2 separate regions of the Homo sapiens genome follow, and region 2 is linked to region 1. A link is a loop called in an ENCODE intact Hi-C map of the cell type or tissue named here. Cell type or tissue: endothelial cell of umbilical vein. All regions are shown on one strand. Links, peaks and the distances in the headings refer to the core of each region. The heading gives the core; the rest is flanking DNA. Region 1 overlaps CEP250 (centrosomal protein 250). Region 2 overlaps CEP250 (centrosomal protein 250).

Region 1 (4,386 bases), core at 182-4,181:
AATTTTCCATTGCAGGAATTAGAGGGCTATGGCTGAAGTCCACATTAGCCCTCAGGGCAGAAGTTTCCCATCAGCCTTCTCCACCAACTGGCCAATCACCCAGGTCAGAAAGTTTGGGGTCCATCACCTCTGTTGCTCCTCCTCCAATCGGACCAGCAGCTCATCCAGGTTTGGCTCCTCCACATTTTCCCACCTCTGGGGGATTGGTCCCTGCGCCAGACAGAGACAAGCCTTACTTACCTCCAAAGAGAACATCACTCAGACCAGTTCCCTAAGGCTCCCTTCCATGGCAGTCCACTTTCTTTTTATTCTTTCTCCCCTTTGTTAGCAATATGCTTCTATTCTCAATCACTGCATCCCTCACTCCAAAAGTAAACTGATGACCTCTCCTGAAAGACGGCCTTCAGTAGTAAATAGAATCTTCAACTTAAGAAGTGATGTATCTTTCACTAATGGCCTTAACTTCCACTACACTAACGGTTTGACCTTGGGAAGTGACTTAACTTCTTTCATTTTTTTTTTTTTTTTTTTTGGAGACAGAGTCTCGCTCTGTCGCCCAGGCTGGAGTGCAATGGCACAATCTCAGCTCACTGCAACCACCGCCTCCCAGGTTCAAGTGATTCTCCTGCCTTAGCCTCCCAAGTAGTTGGGATTATAGGCACCTGCCACCACACCTGGATAATTTTTGTAGTTTTAGTAGAGATGGGGTTTCGCCATGTTGGCCAGGCTGTTCTTGAATTCCTGGCCTCAAGTGATCCACCCACCTCAGCCTCCCAAAGTGCTGGGGTTACAGGCATGAGCCACCACACCCAGCCTGTGAAGTCACTTAACTTCTTGGAGCTACAGTGTCTCCAGCTACAAAATGAAAGCGGTATATCGTTCCCTTCAGAAAGTTGCTGTGCAGGTTAAGAGACACAATTATAGATGCTCCTTGACTTATGCTGGAATTTCATCCCATAAATCCATCATAAGTTGAACATAAGTTAAAGGTGTGTTTTCAACTTACGACGTTTTCTTTTTTTCTTTTCTTTTTGAGACAGTCTAGTTCTGTTGCCCAGGCTGGAGTGCAGTGGCATGATCTCGGCTCACTGCAACCTCTGCCTCCTGGGTTCAAGTGATTCTCCTGCCTCAGCCTCCCGAGTAGCTGGGATTACAGGCACGCACCATCATGCCCGGCTAATTTTTTGTATTTTTAGTAGAGATGGGGTTTCACCATGCTGGCCAGGTTGGTCTTGAACCCCTGACCTTGTGACCCACCCACCATGACCTCCCAAAGTGCTGGGATTACAGGCATGAGCCACTGCGCCTGGCTGACATTTTCAACTTATGATATTTTCAACTTAACAGTGAGTTCGGGCCAGATGCAGTGGCTCACACTTGTAATCCCAGCAGTGGGAGGATTGCTTGAGTCTAAGAATTTGAGACCAGCCTGGGCAACATAGAGAGACCCTGTGTCTACAGAAAATAAAGAAAATTAGCCAGATGTTGAGGCATGTATCTGTAGTCCCAGCTACTTTTTGGGAGGCTGAGGTGGGATGATCGCTTAAGCCCAGGAGGCTGAGGCTGCAGTGACTCATGACTGCACCAGTCCACTCCAGCCTGGGCGACAGAGTAAGTAGGACCCTGTCTCAAAACAACCAACCAACCAAACAAACAAAAACCAACCAAACAAGCAAGCAAAACAACCCCAAACAATGGGTTTATCCAGCTGTAACCCCATCATAACCCAAGGAACATACTGAATGCATATAGCTTTCACATCATCATAAAGTTGAAAACTTGCAACCATCCTAAGTTGGGGAGGACCATCTGTATATGACAGTGCCTCATGCTGCCTGGACTGCATTGAGGGTGCTCAATAAGTTTTGGTTCTTTCCTTCCTCTGAGAGAACTTTTCTGAGGAAAATGTGAGGAGGTACTGAGAGGCAGCTGGAACAAAGGCAAATAAATGGGTTTTTCAAAGCCAGTTCTAATAGCACAGACATCCCTTTGCTGCAGACATGCTGTAGGCTCGCAAAGGCCTGCATCTTTCTAAAAGAAACACTGACACCTGCTGGAGGAAACATGCACTTCTTCCTGCTAATCCCACACTCCTTCCAATCTAATTTACATTTCGTCCTTTGAAAACCAAGGGTTGGAATCTGACAGGCCAGCTAGGTCCAATGAAGATATCAGTGTGATAAACCTCTCAGAGGCTGAGAAAGAGAGCCTTCCACCAAACACCTCACTTGTACACTCCAACCTCCCTCAGTCAACAAATGAAACCTAACAAGTATATTCACTGAGGACCCAGGGGGTGCAGAGAGCTCAGCCTCACTCACTCCAGTGGCTTCTAGCCGCTTCTCCAGCTCTTGGCACCAGCTTCGGTACTGCAGCACCTGCAGCAAAAAGAACAGGCCCTGGGCAATGAACACAGCTGGCACAAACAGCCCAAAGCAAAGGCCCCTGAGGATCTTAGGCAAACTTGCTATGAACAGGGGAAATGGGTGGTGACAGTAAGGTAAGGCCATAACATCTTATAGTTTCTATTTGGGCATTTTTTTCTTTTTTGAGATGGAGTCTCGCTCTGTGTCCCAGGCTGGAGTGCAGTGGCACAATCTTGGCTCACTGCAACCTCCGCTTCCCAGATTGAAGTGATTCTTCTAACTCAGCCTCCCGAGTAGCTGGGATTACAGGCATGCGCCACCACACTCAGCTAATTTTTGTATTTTTAGTAGAGACAGGGTTTTGCCATGTTGGCCAGGCTGGTCTCAAACTCCTGACCTCAGGTGATACACCTGCCTCGGCCTCCCAAAATTCTGGGATTACAGGCATGGGCCACCGTGCCTGGCCTTATTTGGGCATTTAAATAATACTTTCTATATGAGCGAGACTCTGTCTCAAAAATAAATAAATAAATAAATAAATACTTTCTATATGCCTTTTATATCACAGAGGCAAGATCATGGGCTTTGGCTCTAGACTAGCTGAAGAAACCTGGATAATTAACTTAACCCTTGTGAATTTCATCTTTAAAGAGATATATTAGCCAAAAGTGGTGGTGTACACCTGTGGTCCCAGATACTCCAGAGGCTGAGGCAGGAGGACTGCCTGAGCCCAGGAGGTTGAGGCTGCAGCGATCTGTGATCATACCACTGCACTCTAGCCTGGGCAACAGAGCAAAACCCTATCTCAAAAATAAAATTAAATTAAAAGGATATAATACGTACCTCATGGAGCAGTTGTGAGCATCAAAAGAGAAGCTGTACATGAAAGCTAGAAGGTCTGGGTCTTATCTCACCATGCTAGATGTAGGCCACTCCCACCACAAGACTCTGCCTCCTGCAACCCTTATCTCACCTCAGCACCTAGCTCTGGGGGTTGTTCTCTTTCCCCTCCCCAAAAGGGCAGCTGCCTCACCTTGGCCTGCAGCTTCCTCACAAGGGTTGCTTGTCTCTGCTGGGCCTCCTGGGAGTTCTTCAGCTTCCGCCAGGAGGCTGCCTGATTCTCTGCCATCTGCTGCTGTAGTGCCAGCACCTGCTCTTCCAGTACCAGCTGCAGTGACTGGGGCTTCATGTTGTTCAACCCAGGGCTTCTTGTCTCCATGAGGGCACCAGGTGGTAGGCCCACAGGTCCCTAGGTAGCCAGAGGGTGTTCACGCCCAGCAGGGTCTCTAACCATTGCCATGCCACTTCAACCTCCTCTTGAACTGGGGACCAAAGCACATAGTCAAATGGAAAGGACTGTTCTTTTACTACACACAAGACTCCTCAGAACCTTTAAAATACTAAAAGGGACCCTCATCTCTGAAGGGCGCTATGATGAGCATCATTCCCCAAATTTAACTGACCATGAGACAAGCTCACAGGACTAGTGTCTCCTGGCATGACTTTTGGAACTCTGCACTAAACCAAGAGCTCCTGGTTTATCACTGCATCCTTAGTTCCTGGCACAGTGGTTCAGAAACATTTGTTGAATGAATCGCTGAAGGTGTTCTTAGTCTAGCAGGGGAAATAGACACAAACTATTACAATACATACAATGTAGCATGTGAAATAATAAGATAATATGAGAAAACAAAGGAAGAGAACCCAGCCTGGGAGCCTGTGAACTGTGTGAATCATCATCATCATTGTTAACACTTGCTGAGTGCTTCTGGAGGGCTGTTGCTTTAAGTGCTTTACATGCATTACGTCATTTTGTTTTTACAAAAATCTTGAAACCTTCCAATGCCTTCTCATTACACTTCACCAAACGTACTATTATAACTCTTTATATATAGATGAGGAAACTGGGGCTTAGAAAGGTTAAAAAACTTGTGCCAGGCCACACAGCTGGCATATGGTTGAGAGAGATTTGAACACAAGTAGTCTATCTGACAAAGAAAAGGGGTAGCAGGCATTTCAG
Region 2 (4,386 bases), core at 70-4,069, 48 kb before region 1:
CATCCACAAGCTCGAGTGTGAGGGCAAGAGCACAGTCTACACTTGAACTGAAGGCCAGCCCTGCTCTGAATATCTGGTGGGGAGGGGAGACCCTAGGCCGAGGTCTATAATGGAGCTGGGGGGCTCTTGAGGGTTGGATGGAAAGAGAAGAGCAAATACAGATTAGTCTAGTCCTGAATAAAGACCCTGCTTGGCAGCCTCTAAGATGTCTTTCAGCTGCTGGAACCTCTCTGAGGCCCAGAAGGTATGTGGGGCCTAAGGCCCTGGCTCATGACCTACAGAAAATGATGCTGAGAAGAAACTCTAAGGTAAAAAACAGGGACCCTCTGTCAGCCCGAGCCTGAGAACCAGGGCTGGAGGATGTAACAAGTGAACAACCAAGAGAAGTCTTGTCTCTGACAACTCCTAGCATAAAAATGGCCTAAAGGGCCGGGCGCGGTGGCTCATGCCCGTAATCCCAACATTTTGGGAGGCCGAGGTGGGTGGATCACCTGAGGTCGGGAGTTCGAGACCAGCCTGATCAACATGGAGAAACCCTGTCTCTACTAAAAATACAAAATTAGCCGGGCATGGTGGCACGTGTCTATAATCCCAGATACACAGGAGGCCGAGGCAGGAGAATTGCTTGAACCCAGGAGGTGGATGTTGCCACTGGTGAGCCGAGATTACGTCACTGCACTCCAGCCTGGGCAACAAGAGCAAAACTCTGTCTCAAAAAAAAAAAAAGGAAAAAGAAATAAATGGCCTAAAAGCCAGGTAAGGATTTTAAGCTACAGGGAATCTGACTGGAAATAGGGACCAGGACAGCATTTCTGGGGCCCCAGATCTGTTTCTGGGGTTTCAGAAGTTTTCACTAAGCATCTGTTGCTGAGCTGCATGTGTAGGTTTCTGGAACAAAGCTCTAGTCGCTGTGAACAGCCCCATTTCCACTCTGTGTGGTGCAATGAGACATAATGGGGCTGAGCCCCAAATTAGGAGGTCTGGGTGAGTGGGTGCTGCTCTTACCCCTCCCAGATTCTTGGCTAGGTCTCAGTTCCATCCCCAGGCTTAGTAAAGAGGAATTCCAGATTATGGTGGGAGTGCCAGAGGAAGGTAATGGCCTGCTTCTTTAAGGAAAACTGTTCTGGTTGGGCATGGTGGCTCACACCGGTAATCCCAGCACTTTGAGAGGTTGAGGTGGGAGGATCACTTGAGCCCAGGAGTTTCAGGCTGCAGTAAGATGTGATTGTGCCACTGCACTCCAGCTTGGAAGACAGGACAAAACCCTGTCTCTTAAAAAAATTAAACAATTTTTAGGCTTTGAGGAGGTTGCCAGCAATAGGTCTTAAGCCTGTGAGCTGGGTTCTGTCCAGCCTCCACTAGGACCAGTCCATGGGTGAGAAGTTCCGCCATAGTCCATCCTTCTGATTGGCTTGACACATGGTTGGACTACAGGCGACCAGATCAGTTCCAGCTGATATGCCCAGGAAGCGACATCTCAAGGACATTCACCCAGAGTAGAAGAGGAATGAGGCCATGTGGAGCTTCTGAACTCAGAGACTCTGACTTTAGCTAAAGGTCAACGCTGTGTTTTTGAGGCCCCAGAACTTCTTTTAACCCTCCAAAATCTCCCCGCTCAACCCACCCAAGCTCAGCCCCAACCCCCTGCCACAGTCAGACCAGTCTTCTCACTGTGTGCTTGGCAACACCTCCAACCCCACTCCATCTTTCAAGGGCCAGTTCGTGCCTCCCTTCCTCAGCCCCTGGAATTTCTACAGTTCTTCTAGTCAGTACACAGAATTGCCTCTGACTCATAAATGAGTGTTAGCCTGTTCTCATCAACTGGACTGTAGGCTGTCTGTGGACAGGGGCTTTGTCTTGTGTGTTCTCTGTAACCCTTCCCTATCACAGTGCATGGTGTACAATAAATGCATGCTACCTCAACAGGAATCTTTGGCAAGTTCTTCCCAGATAAACTCCCTTGATGTGGTGCTGCCACCCAGCTGCACAAGTGGAGACAGCAGCAGAAAATGAATGCAAAGATCCCAGGGTTTATTGTTGAAGGAGAAGATGAAGGAGGTGGTGAAGTGCTAGGAAAATAAATTCTAGATGAGAGGCAGTACATGTCCCTCAGCCAGGGCAAGGCACCCCTCTGGGTGATTCCATAGGGAGCAAGCAAATGCAATTTGCCTCATTCCCAGGTGAGTTGGGGTCCTCCCCAGGGTTGCAGATTTACTTCCTCTTCCTGGGAACACCCGCCGACCTGGGGCTCCTGGGTGCCTAACAGAGCCAGGCTTTTCCTTTGGCAAACCTGTAGGTGTGCGGAGGGGCCATGACCCATGACACAGTCTTCTGTCTGTGTGCTCCTGGCTGTGGCTGCTACCTGGAGGCGGCTTGGGTAGTGCTGGGGCTGGGGTGTAGCAGGACTGGCCCTGGGGATGTCAGACTTTGAGTCAGGGACTCATCCAGCCTGCGGGTCTCTGCCTCCAGGACAGTGGCCTCAGGGGCCTGGGCCACGGCAAGAAGTGAGTGTGAGAGGCTGTGGTGCAGGCCTGCTAGCTCACGGCTGGTCTGTGCTGAGCGGGTGATGTAGTCCTGCTTCTGCTTCCGCTCCAAAGTCAGCTGAGCTTGCAGCAGGACCACCTGGTGGGCAGGAAAAAAAAAAAAAAGCGAGAGCAGCTGAGGGCCCTGAAGTTGTCCCAGCTCTTCCTGCTCTGTGTTCTCTGAAGCTCGTTGGCTGATCATCTGAATCAACTCTACCACATACACGAATCTCAGAAACAGGCTGTAGAGAGTTTAGAGGAAGGGCCCTTAGGAATTCTAGAATCCAGTGATTCTCAATCCTGGCTGCACATGTGACTCAAATAGCGCGCTTGAAAACCACAAAGCTATTCATCAACTTCACTGAAAGATAATTTACATGTGAAAAATGCCCAGTTTTAAATGTACATTTTGATGAGGCTGATAACAATATATACTCAAGTATAACCACTATCTGACTTTTTTTTTTGAGACAGAGTCTTGCTCTGTTGCCCAGGCTAGAGTGCAGTGATGCAATTTTGGCTTACTGCAACCTCCACCCCATCGGGTTCAAGTGATTCCTGTGTGTCAGCCTCCTGAGTAGCTACGATTACAGGTGTGCACCACCACGTCCAGCTAATTTTTGTATTTTTAGTACAGACAGGGTTTCGTCATGTTGGCCAGGCTGGTTTCAAACTCCTGACCTCAAGCGATCCGCCCACCTTGGCCTCCGAAAGTGCTGGGATTTCAGGTGTGAGCTACTGCACCTGCTTTGACTTTTTAATAAAATAGAAAAACATTCTGAGTTTAATAGAATTCAAAGTAATAGCTTAGGTCTAGCTACAGAGTCAGGCCCTGCCAGTAGTGACTACTGATTTCTGAAATAGGCTCAGAAATAAAAAGGTAACACTTATGATTCCTGCAACTTGAAAGGGAGAGTGGACTTTTAGTTGAGGCCTAAGAGGCAGGAAGGCTCTTCAAGTCACTTCTCTGCGAGTGGCGGCTTGAGCTGAGCTGTGTGGCCTGGAGCTTGTGCTGAGCTGTGTGGCCTGGAGCTTGTGCTGGTGCCTGGCTCCTCTGTCTGGGGCACTGGCAACAGTCTTGGCTGCGAGGGCACCTCTGAGGGCAGGGAGGCCAGGATGGCTTCCCTTGCTCCCACCTGTCCTCCTAGAATCTTCTGCCTGCTCCTCAGCCCTCTTCCTATTCCTTTCCCTTTCTAAGTATGGATTTGGAAGTCGGGGGCCAGGATCATGCTTTCTTCCCCACTCCCACCCTAGGCATATGAGAGATGGGGTTGGGACTGGGACTATTTTTGCCTCCCATGGAGACTGAAGTTCTCTGAAGGGAGGAACTTCCCCTCTCCCTGCTGGAGGTGCACAAAGGGCCTGAGTGCAAGGGAGGGAATATGGGCTTAGAAAATCCAGAACATACCTCTTTCTGCAGTTCAGCCACACACTTGGCATCTGAGTTCTTCTGTCCTCTCCCATCCTAAGGAAGACAAACAGCACTCTTGTTGGCATAGGCCTTCCCACTCTGGGGTTTCTGCAAGTTTCCTTGCAGAACCTCATCACAATCTTAGGGGCCTGGGCAAGGGCTATGGGCCAGAAGCATCTGAACTCAGACTGGACGTCTATGGGGCAGCAGGCCCTGCAGCAAGGAGAGGCCCCACACCAGCATAATGGGCAACGCCATGGAGACCTGACACAAAACATCCAAAAGGCCTGGATGGCATTTGCTTCTCTGAGGCATGTTTTAATTTAACAGAAGTACACCATGTATCTGCTTTGTGCTAGCCCTGGGCTGTGAGCTAAGGATGCAGAGAGGAAGACACGGTGCCTGCCCTTGAGAACTTTCAATAAAGGACAAGGGATGGAGATCTAGTGCTCA

What was found. A loop is a pair of places that touch in the nucleus more often than their neighbours do. Peaks named below come from ENCODE experiments on the same cell type or tissue, not always from the same donor. Only the 100,000 strongest peaks of a DNase experiment are listed, where the experiment ranks them.
Region 2: a loop joins it to region 1, with 2.1 times the contacts of the local background. A loop is called at or near these places in 17 of 110 quality-filtered maps.

The regions. Positions count from the first base shown.
Region 1 is chr20:35,461,567-35,465,952 of GRCh38, reverse strand. It overlaps CEP250 (centrosomal protein 250), which reads right to left. Exons shown (of 35, transcript NM_007186.6): 4 at 3,400-3,688; 5 at 2,322-2,378; 6 at 128-210. The coding sequence starts at 3,585. Among named protein-coding and RNA genes, the nearest start is that of CEP250, 8.2 kb to the right of the region's middle. RefSeq lists a silencer at 1,956-2,135. In endothelial cell of umbilical vein, for the core only: a CTCF peak has its summit at 2,045 (motif pointing left); DNase peaks (open chromatin) are centred at 2,042 and 4,082; H3K27ac peaks cover 1,155 bases.
Region 2 is chr20:35,509,599-35,513,984 of GRCh38, reverse strand. CEP250 (centrosomal protein 250) reads right to left here. Exons shown (of 35, transcript NM_007186.6): 34 at 3,931-3,987; 35 at 1-2,622. The coding sequence ends at 2,359. Among named protein-coding and RNA genes, the nearest start is that of C20orf173, 18 kb to the left of the region's middle. In endothelial cell of umbilical vein, for the core only: a CTCF peak has its summit at 1,990; a DNase peak (open chromatin) is centred at 1,964.